2 separate regions of the Mus musculus genome follow, and region 1 is linked to region 2. A link is a loop called in an ENCODE intact Hi-C map of the cell type or tissue named here. Cell type or tissue: heart. All regions are shown on one strand.

Region 1 (8,000 bases), 94 kb after region 2:
TTTCCACCCCTATTTGTCCAATTAAAAAGGCCCTTGAGCCAGGTGGTGGTGGCGCACACCTTTAATCCCAGCACTCGGGAGGCAGAGGCAGGCAGATTTCTGAGTTCGAGGCCAGTCTGGTCTACAGCGTGAGTTCCTGGACAGCCAGGGCTATACAGAGAAACCCTGTCTCGAAAAAGCCAAAAAAAAAAAAAAAAAAAAAAAAAAAAAAGCCCTTGAACAGTCAGTCTAGTAGGAACCCTTTAATGAAGTCTTACATCTGGGGTGCAAACGAGGCAACAGACAGGCTAGGAGCCTGGAACCCAATGGTGGACCTAGGACACCTGCTGGCTCTGTTGATGAAGCCCTCTCGGTCCGGTCCCCTTCCATCTTGGTAACAGCAGGAAGTGACACCCAGGTGGTTCCGGTCCGGTCCCCTTCCATCTTGGTAACAGCAGGAAGTGACACCCAGGTGGTTCCGGCGTAGGAGAGAGGGAGGGGGTCCAAGACATCTGAGGTTCTAGGCCTCTTCTTCTCCCTCTCTTCCTCTGTGCATTGCCCAATCCCCAGCCTCAAGCGAGCACTCCTGCTGCTGGGAGGGATGCTAAGACTTGAGACCTCCTCAGGCTTCAAACTAACTCCAGCCCCAAGACTTCACAAGTCAGAGCTGCAGTGGGAGGGGGAGGCCAAACATCACAGCCCTGACCCCCATGCAGTTTAGTGCACACAGTACCTTGCCCATGCCCCATCTCCCAGGGTCCCTCTTCTCTTGGCCTCCCTGAAAGGGAGCCATGTTGCCAAGTAAAATAGGAAATACCCAGAGTTGTTGTATTGGCTGCTTTTCTTGTTCTTTTGATTAAAAAAATAAAACTAAGCCAAAGAGGAAGGGTTTTCTCTGGCTCCAGTTCCAGTACAGCTTGTCACGGCGGGGAAGGTGTGCTGGCAACAGCTTGGGGCCACCGTTCACATTGCACCTGCAGTCAGGAAGCCGGGAAGCCCAAGACCAGTAACATTGGGACCTCAGGTAGGTCATTTCATCCCATGCCTTTCTGTCTGGTTATGTGCATGCTTAATCAATGAAGAGACTTAGACTGGGCGTCTGAACAGATGGACAGCGGTAGGTGGGACTCAAGAGTCCCTCTTGCCTGGCCTACGTCCTGATCACTTGATCGCCAGACTGGTGATACTGCCCGGTCCGTAAGGCTTCGCAGGTCAAAGCTGGACTCAGAGGAGACGATCAGCACTCTGGTCCCTTTCACTAAGACATGGATACCTAGAAAACCACACTTTTCAGATGCCTTCAACCTGAAACACCTATAGGCACACAACCATAGCAACTACATGGTGGCCTGGAGACAAGTGCCAGGTCTTCCCTGGAGGTAGCTGGGAAGGACAGTAGCTCTGCCAGCCCAGCACATGCCAGAAGCATCTATAGTTGTAGCAATCCTAAGGCTCTGTTCTCTTGGCTTCCCACGGGCCCTGTCTGGATGCTTCTGGGAGCCCCCAAGGCTGGAGAGGAGGCCTGAGTACTGCTGACAAGAGGGTGGGATGCTGGCCAGTTTATAAAAAGGAAAAAGATGATCTGGAAGTGTTTAAAGGAAGAGAAGTAATTATACCTGTTATATGTATATTCAAAAAGCTTGGCAGCTTGGAAATAGAGCCCGGATCTGCCATTTCTTCCTATTTCCTGTAATTTCCCCTACTATTGTCCAGGGTTCCCTGAGCCAGCTTGCCCTTCTCCCAGATGGTCCCTTCTCCTCAACAGCTGCTGGTTCCCAACCAGCCCTGCCAAAAGACTCACTTTAGGCCAAGGAGACTAGCAAAAGGGGGTGGCTTCTGGTCTTAGGGAACACTGACATTAGGGGTGACCAGGGTCACCTTGGGGCCACAAGGCACCCCAGAGCTGCAGAGACTTGACAATAGGCAGCTGGTATCTGGGTAGCAGCTGCATGGGGAATCCTGAGGGCAGAGGTGTGTTCCACATGAGATACAGGGATGTGGGAAAACAGAGTATCAAGGGCCAATTTATTGTATGGACCTTGAGATTCTCTTTGCCCAGAGACCATCTCCAGGTTAAGCAGCCAGGACATCTAGACCTCCTCAGGGTCTGTCCTCAAGACTGGGTGGCTCATAGGTCTTAGGACTCTGCATGCTGTGCGAAAGCAAGAGCCCCTGAAGAGATGGATTCAAGGGCTGAGCTCCAGCAGGATACCCACGCTGCAGAGAGACACTTCCCACTGGGCAGTAGCCAGAGCGTATTGTTTGGACAATGGCTGCTCATCCTTAGTCGCAGCTATTGTCACCTCCCAGAGTGGCAATATGACTCATGTGGCCTTTAAAAAAAATGAATCTGAAATGGTGGTGGTCCATGCCTTTGATCCCAGCACTAAGGGGAGGCAGAGGCAGTTGGATCTCTGGGTTTGAGGATAGCCTGGTCTATAGAATGAGTTCCAGGATAGCCAAGGCCACACAGGGAAACCTTGCCTCGAAAAAACAAACCAACCAACAAATAAACCAACCTATCACCACTACCAACAAAATACAGACTCTGGAGAATGGCCCTAGGTGGGAGCCCTGTGCTCAGGCACCATGGCTGATAGGGTATCGGCTGATGGGTACCTTTTAACCTCCCACTGACAACTCTTAAGAGTTCAGATATAAGATATGTGAGTGCTAAGGAGCCAGGGATATCAGGAGTGACTCCCAGTCCCTCCCAAGGCACAGCGTACAGAGCACAGCGCAGACAGCATATCCACATTCGGCTCTCTACATAAATCACACAGGACCTCTGTGTGCTGGGGGGTATCTAAGAATGCTGGGGCTTCCTTCTTTTTGTGGCTACAGTTCCTCAATGGATTACTCCTGTCTTGTGACAGGAGTGAGCTCAGGGCCTGAAGGTTGTCTGTGACGTAAGGTGATCAGTAAGGCTTCTCTCCCACTCTCACAAAGGAAGAGTCCTTTCATTACCTGGGTTTCATCAGTAACAGGGTCTGGGGACAGCCACTCTCTCCAGCCCAGTCACTGAGAAAGTTGGAACTGAACCAGCCAGTGGATTAACAGGTTGATAACACAATGACCCTTGTCAAAAGTAACTGTTTTGATGGAGGACTTGTAGGATGAAGTGATTAAGAGCAGGTGCACACATCTGGCCATACCTGCAGGCCCCTACCAGCCGTGACCCATTTCCTGTATAAATACACCTGCATCCATTTCCAGGCTAGAGGGTCCTTCAAGCCAGCGCAGTTTATTACATTGGCCAGCTCTTACCCACCATGAGGCTTTCTCTAGCTCTGCCTCACCCCTCACCTCTCCACTGCTCCGTTGTTCTCCGAACAACCAGAGCCTCTAAAGGTCAGACTGAAGGATGGAGCCAAGCAGATCTGTGGGGCTGCATGCAGGGAATGCCAACCAGGTGGACACCCTGTGCCTCCTGCAGGCAAAGCATGGCCCACAGATAGCTTCAATTCGAAGCTGATCTTGCACTTCCCTGCTTCAGGCTGTGGAGAGGACTGAAGGGTGCAGGGAGTGCTAGGGATGTCTGAGATGGAGGATCCCCACATTTGGATCTTACCATCTGCTGGGCAGTGCCCCCTGGGGCTGTGAGGAAGGAAGCCAGTGTGTGTGTGTGTGTGTGTGTGTGTGTGTGTATGTGTCTTTGTCTCAGTCTGGCTCCCAGGTTGGCTACAAGGAGGCACATTTCATTTCTTGCCATTGATCTGCTGGCTGAGCCTCATTCACAGCCCACTGGGCTATGCTCCCACCCCTGGAATACCCTGGCTCTGGGCAAGTCCATTCGCTTTGCCCTGAGGCTACTGAGTTTGGCAGGAAGACAGGGGCCCTCTGCTTTCAATCCGCACAGCATGAAAAAGATCCTGCTGCTGCTGGCACCACCTCGTTCTAGGAAAATGCAGGTGTAAAGGATTTGTTTGACATTCTGTCAGGATACTAAAAAATGTAGTAAAAGCCAAGCACTTTTGGGTGCTTTGTTATACTGCTTTGAAGACCCCTTGCGGTAAGCCTATACTGCAAATCTCTGGTCCTAGGGTGTCTGGTGAGAATTCCAGAGAGAGCAGGACACACCAAAACTCAGAGCTTGGGTCTCCGGACAAGTCCAGGGCCTTGCAGCTTAAAAGGGCAATTTCCCTCAAATTCCAGTCATCTTCTAATCCTGGGTTTGCTTCCTTTCACATGAGTTTCCCGCTAAAGAAACCCAACAGGAAGAAAGGACCTGAGGGCTGAGGTCCTGGCAGAAGCACTGCCCTCAGGGCTGGCTTTATATTAGATGAAGAGGCCAGGGTGCCTCAGGCTCTTTCCTCCATTCACCCAGCTCTGAGCTGTCTCCTTTCAACGCCCTTGTAGCCTGGTGCTACAGCGCTAACCTTGCTCATCAGCCCCAGGGCAGGCCTGCCTGGCTCCTTGGCGCCAGCACATACTGCTCACAGCCAATCCAGAAGTCCGTTTTGGTAAACAGAACACAGGATGTTTCCAAGCAATTAGGAGCCAGCAGGCTTTAGAAGAGGGGCCCGTGTCAAGCAAGAGAACATTGTTCATTCCTGTTGCACTGGCCAGGCACCCACTTACAAAGTGTAGCCTGACTGCCGGTCCTTGAACCCTCTGGTATTCTTCATCCTGAAGTGGCCACCTAGTCACATGCTGCCCTTACTGAATTGCTTTGCCTGGTGAACGGCTATTTGCTGTAGCACCACTGCTGTGTGGAGGGTTGCAATTGGCAGCAGTCAGATACCTGGGGAGCATGCCAGCTGCCACCAGGCTGCAGGCTGAGCCTAGCGCTACTGAAGATGGAGGAAACCACGAGAGCCTTAAGTCCATGAGGACTTCCTCTGTCAACAGAAAACACAGAACCAGTGTTAAAACAGCGCCCTGTTCCTGATCCTCAAAGTGCAGAGGCGGCTGCCAATGTGGGCTATTCAAAGTGTGTGGTTATCTTTCAGCTCTGATCCAAGCTCTAAAGGGCAGTAGAGACTCTGGTGAGACTGATGAGGGACTGCATCAATGCCATACCAGAGTATTTACCAGTCCTCAGGGCTTAGTCCTGGAGACTGGAGAATACTCACCCTCTTTTGCCCGAGTGAACACAGGAAATGGGCAGATGGACTTCTGTAGCAACACTAATCACAAGTGTCACACTACACCCAGGGAGTAGAGTCATCAGGGGAAGAAACAAGCACTTGGAAGGACTCTTAGGGTCCGAGTGTCCTGACTCTGTCCTGACGTGCTAGCCACCATGGCTGAGGTCTCTGGACTGTGGCCCAGGACCTACTTCTCACAACGCTGCATGCCTGTTCTGTGGGCCTTCAGGGGCAGCAGTGCCACCCAGCCAGGGATAGCACGCAGAGCCAAGATAAAGATGCTTTCTTTCTCTTTGACCCTTCTCAGGGGGCTCACAAGCTACTCAAACCACAGAATCCCAGGGCTGGCCCATTTCAGAAGGGGAGGGGGAGGGGCCGCAGGCAGGTAGGTGGCCCCAGCAGTAAGGCCAGCTTTTCTGGAAGATCAAAGTGTTCTCTTCTGTACTGCCTAATATTGACCTGCTCTCCAACAGTGTTCTGTGTGTGCCTGAATGGAGCCCAGTGCTACCAGGGAACTGAGTGCTAAATTTCATTAAGTTTTAATTAAGTTAAATGCAAGTTACATGTGCTTGGAGCAGCCACAGCAGGGGTCTCAGTACAAACTCACAGCTTAGGACAGCAATTCAGATTGACACCCGCTCCTAAGGACTCTCCCCCCAGGTTCCCATGCAGGAGAACAATAAGATGCCACTGCTCTTTCACCTGGGACTGGCACCCTCATTTTGGATAGCATCATCTGTACTACCCCACACCCTATGCTCAGCTTGCTCTTCAGAGATAAGAGAAAGCGAGCCTGCTCTAAGACTCGGTTCTGCTAGTCTGTGGCCATTCTTCACCCTTTTGCTCTAATGTGCTTCAGAAAAGAACAAATGCTTCAGAAAAGACGCTTCAACAGTGTGTGAGAGACCCAAAGTGCAGGGGTGGGTGGGTGGGGGGCGCAGGGCTGAGCATCCTTAGGCACCAGGCACAAGTGTGCCACGCAGACACAGGAGGAGGGGCTACAGAGCCGGCTTTATTTCTTCAAGTTGGAAGGGTTCAAGGGAACAGCACTGGGGCACGGGGCTTCCAGTGGGAGCTGGGCTTTCAGCAGACCAGCTCTGCTTTGTTTCTCCTCCAGATGATTCCAAAACATCACTAGAAGGTTCCAGAACCTTTTCAGTGGACGCTGATTCTTTCATCTCTGCCCAGGCGTGGGTCAGACTCTTTTTGTTAGATTTTTTTTTTTTTCTGGCAATTTCTTGATCATTTGCTTTTTTTCCTGTTGTCTTGGAAAGCTCTGGAGTTCACAGAGTTGGGCAGAGCAGGCATCTCCATGGCTATGACACGGCTGGGCGGAGGGGACCCTTCACTTCAGCCAGATCCACTTGTCACCCACCTCGGCATTGTACCCAGGGGCATACTTGCGGCCTGGCAGCTGTTGGGGGAAGGAATTAAACACTGTTTAGAGTAAAGACCACTTTTCCAACCTTTAGAGTTGGTCAGCTACTGCCCATCCAGTACCAGGGATACCGGAGAACAGAGATCCATTGTAATGAAGCAGCCTTGCCCACAGAAGTCCTGTCCAGGACAGAGATCCAGATGGAGACAGAGCCCTAGCTGGTTTTTCTATTTTGTATGATGAGCAGGAAGGACAAGAAACCAGTGGCACTCAGTGATAGCTGGCAGAGGAGGCTGGGCTTAGAAAATGCCTTGTTCTCAGCCCCGACTGCCTGCTTGACTAGTGTGAATGGAGACAGTAGCTTAGCCTTGGGAACCAGTGATGGACTTATTACTAAGAGGCCACAGTCCGAGCTGTCTGGCTTCTGTGACACCATCAGTACTGACTCATCAGGACTCCTCCTGGTTATCCTGCTGTTGCCCTGCGTCATGGAGACCTTGTAGCTTCAGAACAGTAGGGCTAGCCTTTTCATGTACCCCAACCAATTGCAAGTGATATAGATTTTGGGGTGGGCGAATTCAGAGCCTCAATCTGGGCTTGGGTAGCAGCTGAGCTGGTCAGCCCACTTACTCTCCTTTATCCGCACCACCCAAGCGAGCTCTCCAGTTCTCATGCCCTTGAGGTCTTACTGAGCTGCCCAGTCAAGGCTCGACTCTTGTGCTGCAGCCTGTGAGGAGCTGGCTCACCGGTGCCTTTGTCATCAGGGCCATCTCCACTGTATAGTCCAAGGAAGTTTCAGCTTAATTCCCTCCTCCCCCAGTGATAAGGCCAGTGAGGGAGCAGGGCTAGCTCTCCTACTCTCACGACCCCAGGGTCAGCTCTCCCCACTGCTGCAGATGGTGTGGGGCTAAAGGGACCAGGTATCACGCCCACCCCCACATCATCTCATGGCAGATGAGTGGCAAGACCAGCTCTCCTGAGACCACTGACTCACTGCAATGGACATTACAAGTGGAGATGTGTGGACAGAGAGACATACTGTGGGACACACTGTGACACACTCCAGCTTCCATCAGAGGTTTCCTATGCTTGTTGTTGTTGTTTGTGTGTGTGCTATATTTTTGGGGGAGGCTGCAAGGGTGAAGGGTGGGTATTGGGGAGGAGATGAGTGGGACTGGGGTACATGATTCGAAACTCACAAGAATCAGTAAAAAAGTTAAAAAAAGAAAAAAGTTATTGACTTACTCATGAATTTCCTATACTCATTAACTGATGGCTCTGATTGGGTCATCAATACTTAAAATATTTGAGGAACTAATTTCTTTTGGTATTTTAGTTAATAATAATTTAGGAACCTAAGAAAAATTCTGAAAAATTTTTCAGGTGATGGCATATTTTGAAATATACCCATTTGAACCTTGGAGATTTTTTTTTTTCAGAATTCACTATTGTAATTACTTCAGATCATTGTCGTGAGTTTCAGTAGTTTGTTGTGTAGGTAACAACGTATTCAGAGATGTGTACTGTGGTTTCCTGGTCTGTACTGAGTTTAT
Region 2 (8,000 bases):
TTGAGATAAATTGCAGTTCCTATCTCTTTTAGCCTGTAATTAGGTTCCAGTTCCCCTCTCCCATGCTGTAGCTCTCCTTCTGGCTGGCTGCTGTGCTGAACACCCTGTCTTCAGGTAAGCCCTCTAGTGTGTTTGGAGTGATGTCCCTGAGTCCATTTCCAAGATCACTGCCTCTCTTGGGTCTTTGCAGTTTCTGAACTCATGTTTAAGAGTTTGGCATTAAATAAATCTGCAAAGAAAGAGTATGAGACTCCAACTAAGCTGCTATGAACACATGCCAGGGAGGGGCTGGTTACATCACAAACTGAACTGGAAACTGGAATCAAATTTGTTGTAGACAAATGGGTATTGCTCTCTCCTATGGAAAAAATAACTAGCAGAGTCAAGTTAAAGGTCCTATTTTGGCTCACGGTATCAGAGGGTTCTATGGTAGAAGACCCGGAAGTCTGAAACCAGGCACAGGTCTCATTTTTCAAAAACCATCTGTAGTCTTTTTAGACTCTGCTAGCTAGACCTCAGCTCCTAAAGGCTCCACAGACTTCAAAGTAATGCCATCACCTGCAGACCAAATCTTCAAAACACAAGCCTTTGGGGGAACAGTCTAGATTCAACCATAGCAATATGAAACCAGTAATATGTACCAGTAAACCTAGCAATCAGCTTGAGGAGTGGCAATGTTAAGTCTCTGGCTAAAGGTGTGCTTGTGCCCACTTCTGTCCCCTCGGAGACACTGTGATGTTCTGAATCTGATGGTTATTCTCATCCCGAGGAGTATCTGTCCCTAAACAAAATGTAATGATGTTAGGAATAAATGTTCCAGTACAGGTAATGTTCTCTCAGATGGTAGGGGTGCATTGTCATAGCATTGGGCGCATGCTTCAGATTCACTGGATTGTTAGCAATTCGCTATCCAAACTGTCGTCATGTCGTCTGCCCACCAGCAGCTTGTGAAGCTCATCCCCACGTGTGTGGAGGAACCTGAGGTAAAGAGACTTCCGTTTGCCCCTGTCGTGGGTAGAGAGAATACGTTTTATAATTTGTCTCTCTAGTCATCAATGGCATGGATTGTATTTCTCTTATAAATAAGTTGACTTGGCAAATCTTTCAACATGACACAAGTGTTTGATAATTTCTGTATGGTACTGTGGCTTATTATTTAGCACTTTAGGGAACCCTTAACATACGTCGGATTTCGACAGTGGCCATGTTGTGTGACACACCTTCCGTGAGAAGGTGGCTTTATGAAAGTGTTGTCATGCTCCTGGTGTGCAAACCAGCCCTTCTCATTGCCGTTCATGCTCTTTAGGGCTCATTCCTATATTCCTGTTTTAATATTACAAGATGCAAATGCATGTGGAGTTTCTCCTTGGATGACAGCAAGTAGAGATCTACTTTTTAAAGACAGAATTGCCCGGGTGGGGAGCAAATCTCCCAGCGTTATTTGCTGAATTCTTTTCGGTGGCCTGAGATGACACTCTGCTGGATCCCAGGTGTTTGGAGAACGCTTCCCCGGAGTGGGTGGATCTGCTGCTCTCTGGTGCCACTTGGTGAACTTAGAGGTCAGGCTGCTGAGCAGGTCTACTTAGGCTTCAGGCATCCTCCTGGATCCTTCCATCAGCTGCAAAACCCCACCCATGCTTGTGTGTTTACTTGTTCACAGGCTCAGCTCTGCTGTACTGGGGTTTGTTTTGTTTTGCTCTGTTGACCGAGACAAGATTCATGGGCTGGCCTCAGACTCACAGAAAACCTCCAGCCTCTGCATCCCAAGAGCTGGGATTACAGCTGTCAGCCACAACACTTGGCTTCTCCCAGGTCTCGCTTCGTGTGTGTATGTCTGTTTGCATGCTCTCCTGAACTAACCCCTTCTATCACTGTGAAATGTCTCTCCGCACTCTGGGTGACTCCCTGCCCTGAAGCCTTCCTGCTCTGACACCTGCTCCAGCTGTCTCATGATGAGAGTTTATGAAGTCTATCTTGGTAACGCTTTGTGTCTTCTCCCGTCTGTGTCTTTGCCTGCCCGGTAGATGGCTTAGCGATGAGTGCTTCCTCCTCTTATTTGCTTAGGCTATTTACATTCCTCATTCCCACAATAATTGCATTCATTTCTACTTATATTTCAGCATTTTAATTTTTGTGGCAATAAACAGTCGATTAGCTTTTAGAAAATTTAAAAGAGGAGTATTATGTGTTCCACGGTGGAGCAGCTGTCTCTACTGCTCACTTTCCCATGTAGCCCTCCAGCAAGGACACTGGCTCCTGAGCATTTGCCCAGTGCTCTGTGAGGTTGATTCACGTAACCCTCGTGGCAACACCAGCCAACATCAGCCAACACAAGAGGCTCTGAGGAAGTTGGGGTCAGGGTGGTCACAGGAGCTGCCTAGTCTCAGAGGCAGATCCAGGACTAGAATCTGTGTCTGGTTGCCTATTGACCCATGCAACCAACCAGTAGCAAGGCCTGGGAAATGGGGAGAGACAGAAAGCATCTGCAGCTATCCCAAGCAGGATGAAATTGCCTTACCACAGGCCTGCTCTCCGGAGAAGAAGGCTGAGGCTTCTGTGACCTGGCATGGCAGGGAGCTGTGAGAAGGAGCAGTTATTCAGGAAAACACAAACTGGACCACAAAGGCAGTCAGGAAGGAAAACCTGCTGCGATCCAGACTGAGGGACCAGCAAGGAGAAGATGTTAGGTCAAAAGCTAGTTTAGCCACAGAACACGGGGTCCTCTGGGCAGAAGACAGATAGAAAGAGACCCAGATGAGTGTGCAAAGGGAGTAGGCTAAGGACCTCACCTGCCCTAGGCTAGAATGGCCTACTGTCTGGGAAGGCTCTAAGCAGACTCCTCTCCTCAGGTTGCTTCTGGGCCCATGGCTATCATCTGTGGGTTACTGCAGAGCAGTCCTGAGAACCTGGGTCAGGTAAGTGACAGTTATTGGCCCAGTGTCCTGAGCAATTTCTTCCCAGTTCTGTGCTTTGACTTCTTGCTCTCTCAAAAGGATCCTCTCTTCCTCCAGAGAGATGCTGTGCAGTCGCCATCTCAGAGAAAACCTCCTCCCGCTCCCCACAGGGCCCAACATAGACACACACGGAAAGGACATACCCAAGGGACAGCCTGTGCAGATGTGCCCATGCCAGTGTGAGGCTCACCATCTCGCTGTCATTCCTCTGTGTCCACATGCTGACCAAGATGAAATCCACTCAGAACCTGCACTTGGAGATACTGATAGGATCAATGGGGTTTCCCAGGTTAGAACACACAAAAAGCAAATAGTAAACAAAGCCAAGCGTACTTAAAGGAGGTGAGCTCACATTTGTGCTTGATCTAGGAATGGCCTGGAACGCCCTGCCAGACCACAGCCTTGCACAGACCAGAGCAACCTTACTCAGAAAATACTTTTGCAAGGGCATCCACCCAGCCGTGGCCTGCCCGAGTTTGGACGGGCGCCACCTTGTTATTGATCCTTGAACACTCCTGTTTTAAGTCTCAGTGGAAGAAATGGCTGTTTCAAAACAGCTTGTGTGAGCCTCTCCATCTCGCCTGTAGAAATGTCCCCTTGTCTCTGTATCCTTGAATCTGCGGTGAGCTCCCCAGTCTCTGAAAATGTACTTGCTACTTGCGAGGTGACAGGAACGGAGAAGGGCAGGTTTAGGTGACACACTAAGGCCCTTTCAAGTCTTACCCCACACACGTCGTGTCAGCCAGCACTGTGGTAATGTTTTTAGGCACCAAGAGAGGACACAATCTGAAGGTGTCACCAAGGCATCAAGACAGCTACTCCCCCATAGGGCCAGGGGCTGCTGTCATCTAAGTGGCTTTTACTGAAGACTGGCTTGAATTTAAAATCTGATTTGATGCAGGGTAAGAACTAGAAAAACTGTAACCATAGCCTGTGGCTGTACTTCCCGGACTCATTCATGTCAGTGAGACAGACACAGAAGGCCTCTGTATGACCAGGAGACAGTGACCAGGAAAGCAATTGGAAGGTCCTAAGCTCAGGAAAGGGCTGGGGCTTTGAGTTGCTCTGGGCTGGATAGTGGGTCTTATATCAGAGACCTGGCCCTCAAGTGGGGACATAGTGTGAGTGTGGTCGACCAGTAAGCTCCTCTTTGCTACTCTATTCAAAATAAAAACAAACTCACCTTGGGACTGACCTCAGGAATCGGATCCGTGGTTGCTGAATGCTAATGGAGAAGCAGCTTAGTGGCCAGGGCTTGGGGGAAAGGGTCCCTGCTTCCCAGCTGTCACCCACGCTTGGCCTTGGTGGCACCACCCAGCCCTGCTCTCTACCAGGGCTCCTCATAAGCGGAACTGGCACCCATTCCTGTCTGCTTACCACTGTTGTCCCCTTCAGTGCAGTGCATTCCCCTAAAGCGTGTCCCCTGTCCTCATGGTGGCCCTGTCCTCTCCTGCCCTTGGCTCAGTATCCTCAGACCAGGTTGTTCTAACCCCACTTGGTTTCCTCCCCTCAAGCACAGTGGCTGAGTCTATGTCTGATTATGTCTCTCATTTGCACTTTGAACATCGGCAGGCTGTTTTCCTGAGAACCCTAGCTGCCATCCGCTTCCTGCAAGAAACAGCTGGCCCTTTGGAGTGTTGTCATAAGATACCCACCCTATGACTGATGCCAGCTCTTGGGCAATATAGCCTTTGGTTCTTGGTTCTCATGCCCTCTCTCCATGGCCCACACAGAACCTTCTGAGACCGTCTTCTTACTTCTCGAATGCGCTTTCAGTCTCCCACCTCCAGCTCTTCAAATGTAAGCCTTTTATCTCTCTTACCTCTGCCCAGCCAGAAAGCTCTATAGCAAATATATCAGGAATGTCTTCTTGGGGCTGGGTCACTGCCATGCACAACAGCCAGTTGGCAAGAACAAGGGGCTGGTCCCATGATGTTCAGGATGCAGACCAAGGTGGGGGAGAGAATGCAGAGGAGGGAGAGAGGGTGCCAGGGCAGATGCTAAATCTGTCACCAACCTGCAGGTGTGAGGGCCCAGCCTGGGTGTTGGGAGACAAGATAGGTCTCTTTCCTGCCAGAACATCTTCATGGCAGCTCCAGTTCCAAAGGCGTGGGTGACAGCTGGAGTGGCTGACCTCACTCAGTAAACTGAGCTCCACTGTAATCCATCTGCCTACTGGACATGCCAGCACCGGCTCACATAGCTGCCAAGCTTGGTGAGGACTGTGGGTGAGCACTGTTGTCTCTCCCATTTCCCTGCCTCCCTTGGAGTGCACCTCTGGAGACCTGGTCCAGAGAAGTTAATGTGCCCCACGCACACAGTGAGCAGGAAGCTGGGCTACCTCTCATCCTGGCCGGTGTGTTCCTGCCATACCTGGGCTGCCCAGTGCCCCTCTTCACATGTAGCCTTCTGCTCTCCAGCTCTCATTTCTAAAGACAGCCTGAGATATCGGGGTCATATACCATTCTCCGTTCCCAAGGGCTGCAGCACTCTAACATGACTCTCTTGGTGGAAATAGCCTCAGGACCCTGAAAGCCAACCTACCCCAACTTGCAAAGAAACTGGTAGACTCTGAGGCTCACCCTTCTCTCCAGTTCCTCAGATGTCTGGATTTCCAGCCCTTTCTCTCTTGCTCCACCCTCCTTGTTCCTGGGGCACTAAGGCAATTGCAGATGCCTATGAGAAGAGCCGCTCCCCTCTGCACAGCCAACCTTGAGGCTTTCAGGAGGGCTCCACCCACTCCTGATCACCCCAAACTACCTGGTTCAGTCTGTAGTTGGGAGTTGAGGATTTGGGGTGGAGTAGGGCACGTAGATAGGAGTTGAGGCTGCAGAAGCTACAGTGCTCCATGGTACAAGCTTTAGAGCCCAGGCTGTGGGCAGAGATCATAGAGGGTCTAGGACCCCTGAGGCAGAGAATGGAGTTGGAGGCTAGATTGTGTGCTAGAAGCAGTGGAGGAATTAGCTAGGGGAGGAGGATCCAGGCAAACTAAATGCTGGAGAGTGATAAAGGGACTTTTCCTTCCCACTGAGGCCCAGGGCTAGTGCCTGCCTGGCTGCTGGGGGGCCAGGACCCAGAGACAGCTAGTCTTCTTCTGTTGTAGTGATGTCCCCAGCCCAACAGATACTGTATGGGAACTGCCAGACCTATGAGTCTTGAACAAGCCAGGAACCGAGCAGATCTGCTGGGAATGCCTAACAGAAGCCCTCCAAGCTCCTTACCCCTATTACCATGAGTGAAGGATACCTCCTTCCTTGGATAAGATATGGGACTCCCCATCATCCCAGTTAACTCTAATGGAGGGCTGATAGTCACCATTCTGGGTCAGGACTGATGGTCACTCAGGTCTGGTTAAGTATCAGACTGTGGCTGGAATACAGGTCACTGGGTCCCACAGGTCACATGGTGCTTTGGAACTGGCCCTCCCTACCTTCTTCTGGGTATTTGAACCTGCCTCTACTTCCTCATCTTGCTCTCACTGCAAAGCCATGCCTCTTCTCTCTGCCTGGAGCTGGGCCCCTCCCCACACTGAGAGAAAGCACAACCACACAGGTTTGATGGGGCAGAATCCAAGTTTCAGGCAAGACGTGGCTTAGAAGCCTTCACTCTGCCCATCCCCCCTGCTGTCCACATGCCAGATGTTCAAGGCGAGTGTCACTGGTCCACACAGCCTATGAGACACCAACAGTCAGCTTGTGAAAGTGGGCTGCCCCTTCCTCGGGGTTGCAAAGTGAAAGGCAGCCCCACTTCTCAGCTCCTCATCACCAGTGTGAGAAACTGAGCAGGGCCTGGTCCCCAGCGAGTACAGAGTAAGTTCCGAGTTCTTGAGCAGCAGTTCTCAACCTGGAGGTCTTGACCCCTTTGTGGGGTTGCATATCAGATATTTACATTATGAGTCATTTAAAAGTAGCAAAATTACACTTATGAAGTAGCAAGGAAATAATAACACAAGGAACTGTATTAAAGGGTTACAGCACCAGGAAGGCTGAGAGCCACCGCTCTTGAAGGATGCTACTGGGGGCTAAGGGCACTCACTTCAGTCAACACATCACACGTGGAACTCAGCTCCACAGAGCATGTGCAAGCCTCTTCCCCTGTTGTTAATTAGGACGATTCATCCCGTTGACAGCTATGGGAGACTCTGTGTCAGGTTGAACAGAGACCAGGACAGGCTTTAGGGTACTAGCTTTTCTTAGTCAGGGCTACTGACATGATGAGACAAAGACATTGCAGGTCTTATGATCGCCATGCCTGATCACGATAAAGGCTAATCTTCATTGTCTACTTGATTGCTTTAGAATCACCTAGAAGGCATTCTTCTGGGTACATCTGTGGGGGTGTTTCCAAAGGGTTTTAACTGACATGGGAACACCTACATTTAGTGTGGATGGGGTCATCCCTTGGGTTGGGTTCTAGACTGAATAAAAAGGGGCAAAGGAGACAGAGCGATACCAGCCTTCATCTCTCTCCTTCCTGACTACAGGCACAACATGACCTGCTGCCTCATTCCTGCCACCCTGCCGTCCCCACCATGGTGACCGTTTCCCTCAGACTGCTGTAAGCCTAAATTACCCTCTTCTTCCCCGGGTTGCTATTGTCTGTGTCTTGTTATAGCAAACAGCAAAGCGACCACTAACGCCCTCACATATGTCCTGTCAGAGAGGAGAGCCGAGTAGCAAGCAGCCCTCATCTCCATGATTCATACAAATAGCAAAGCTCATTCCTCACCCTCACCTGTGCGTCTGGACATAGGTCCCCAGGCAAAGCCACTGGCCATTATAACTACATAGGGGTAGGAAACAGACTCTGTCAACGACGTGAAGAATACAGGAAGCCAGCAGAGGGACCGGTTCTTAGCATTGCAGTCCACCTTAGCACTGCCCTGAACTTTCCAATGTCACCCCATCCTGCCCGTTCCCTGACAGTGCCAAGTGTACCCCTCTAGCAACTCCCTTCACTCAGTGGAACCTCAAGTCTGTCCTCAGGGTCCCCTACTGACTACCCTAGCCTGCCTGCGGCTCACTGTCACTGATCCCTGAGCCAGCA

The links. Peaks named below come from ENCODE experiments on the same cell type or tissue, not always from the same donor. Only the 100,000 strongest peaks of a DNase experiment are listed, where the experiment ranks them.
Region 1: it touches region 2 in a loop (2.8-fold over the local background); 2 of 42 quality-filtered maps call a loop at or near these places.

What each region holds. Positions count from the first base shown.
Region 1 is chr1:92,433,425-92,441,424 of GRCm38, forward strand. It overlaps Ndufa10 (NADH:ubiquinone oxidoreductase subunit A10), which reads right to left. Exons shown (of 10, transcript NM_024197.1): 10 at 6,284-6,483. The coding sequence ends at 6,415. Among named protein-coding and RNA genes, the nearest start is that of Mir6900, 27 kb to the right of the region's middle. In heart, no CTCF peak of the experiment used is centred here; DNase peaks (open chromatin) are centred at 3,787 and 4,467; H3K27ac peaks cover 2,049 bases; H3K27me3 peaks cover 467 bases.
Region 2 is chr1:92,338,926-92,346,925 of GRCm38, forward strand. No RefSeq gene overlaps it. Among named protein-coding and RNA genes, the nearest start is that of Gm35992, 37 kb to the right of the region's middle. In heart, no CTCF peak of the experiment used is centred here; DNase peaks (open chromatin) are centred at 4,406 and 4,996; H3K27ac peaks cover 1,284 bases.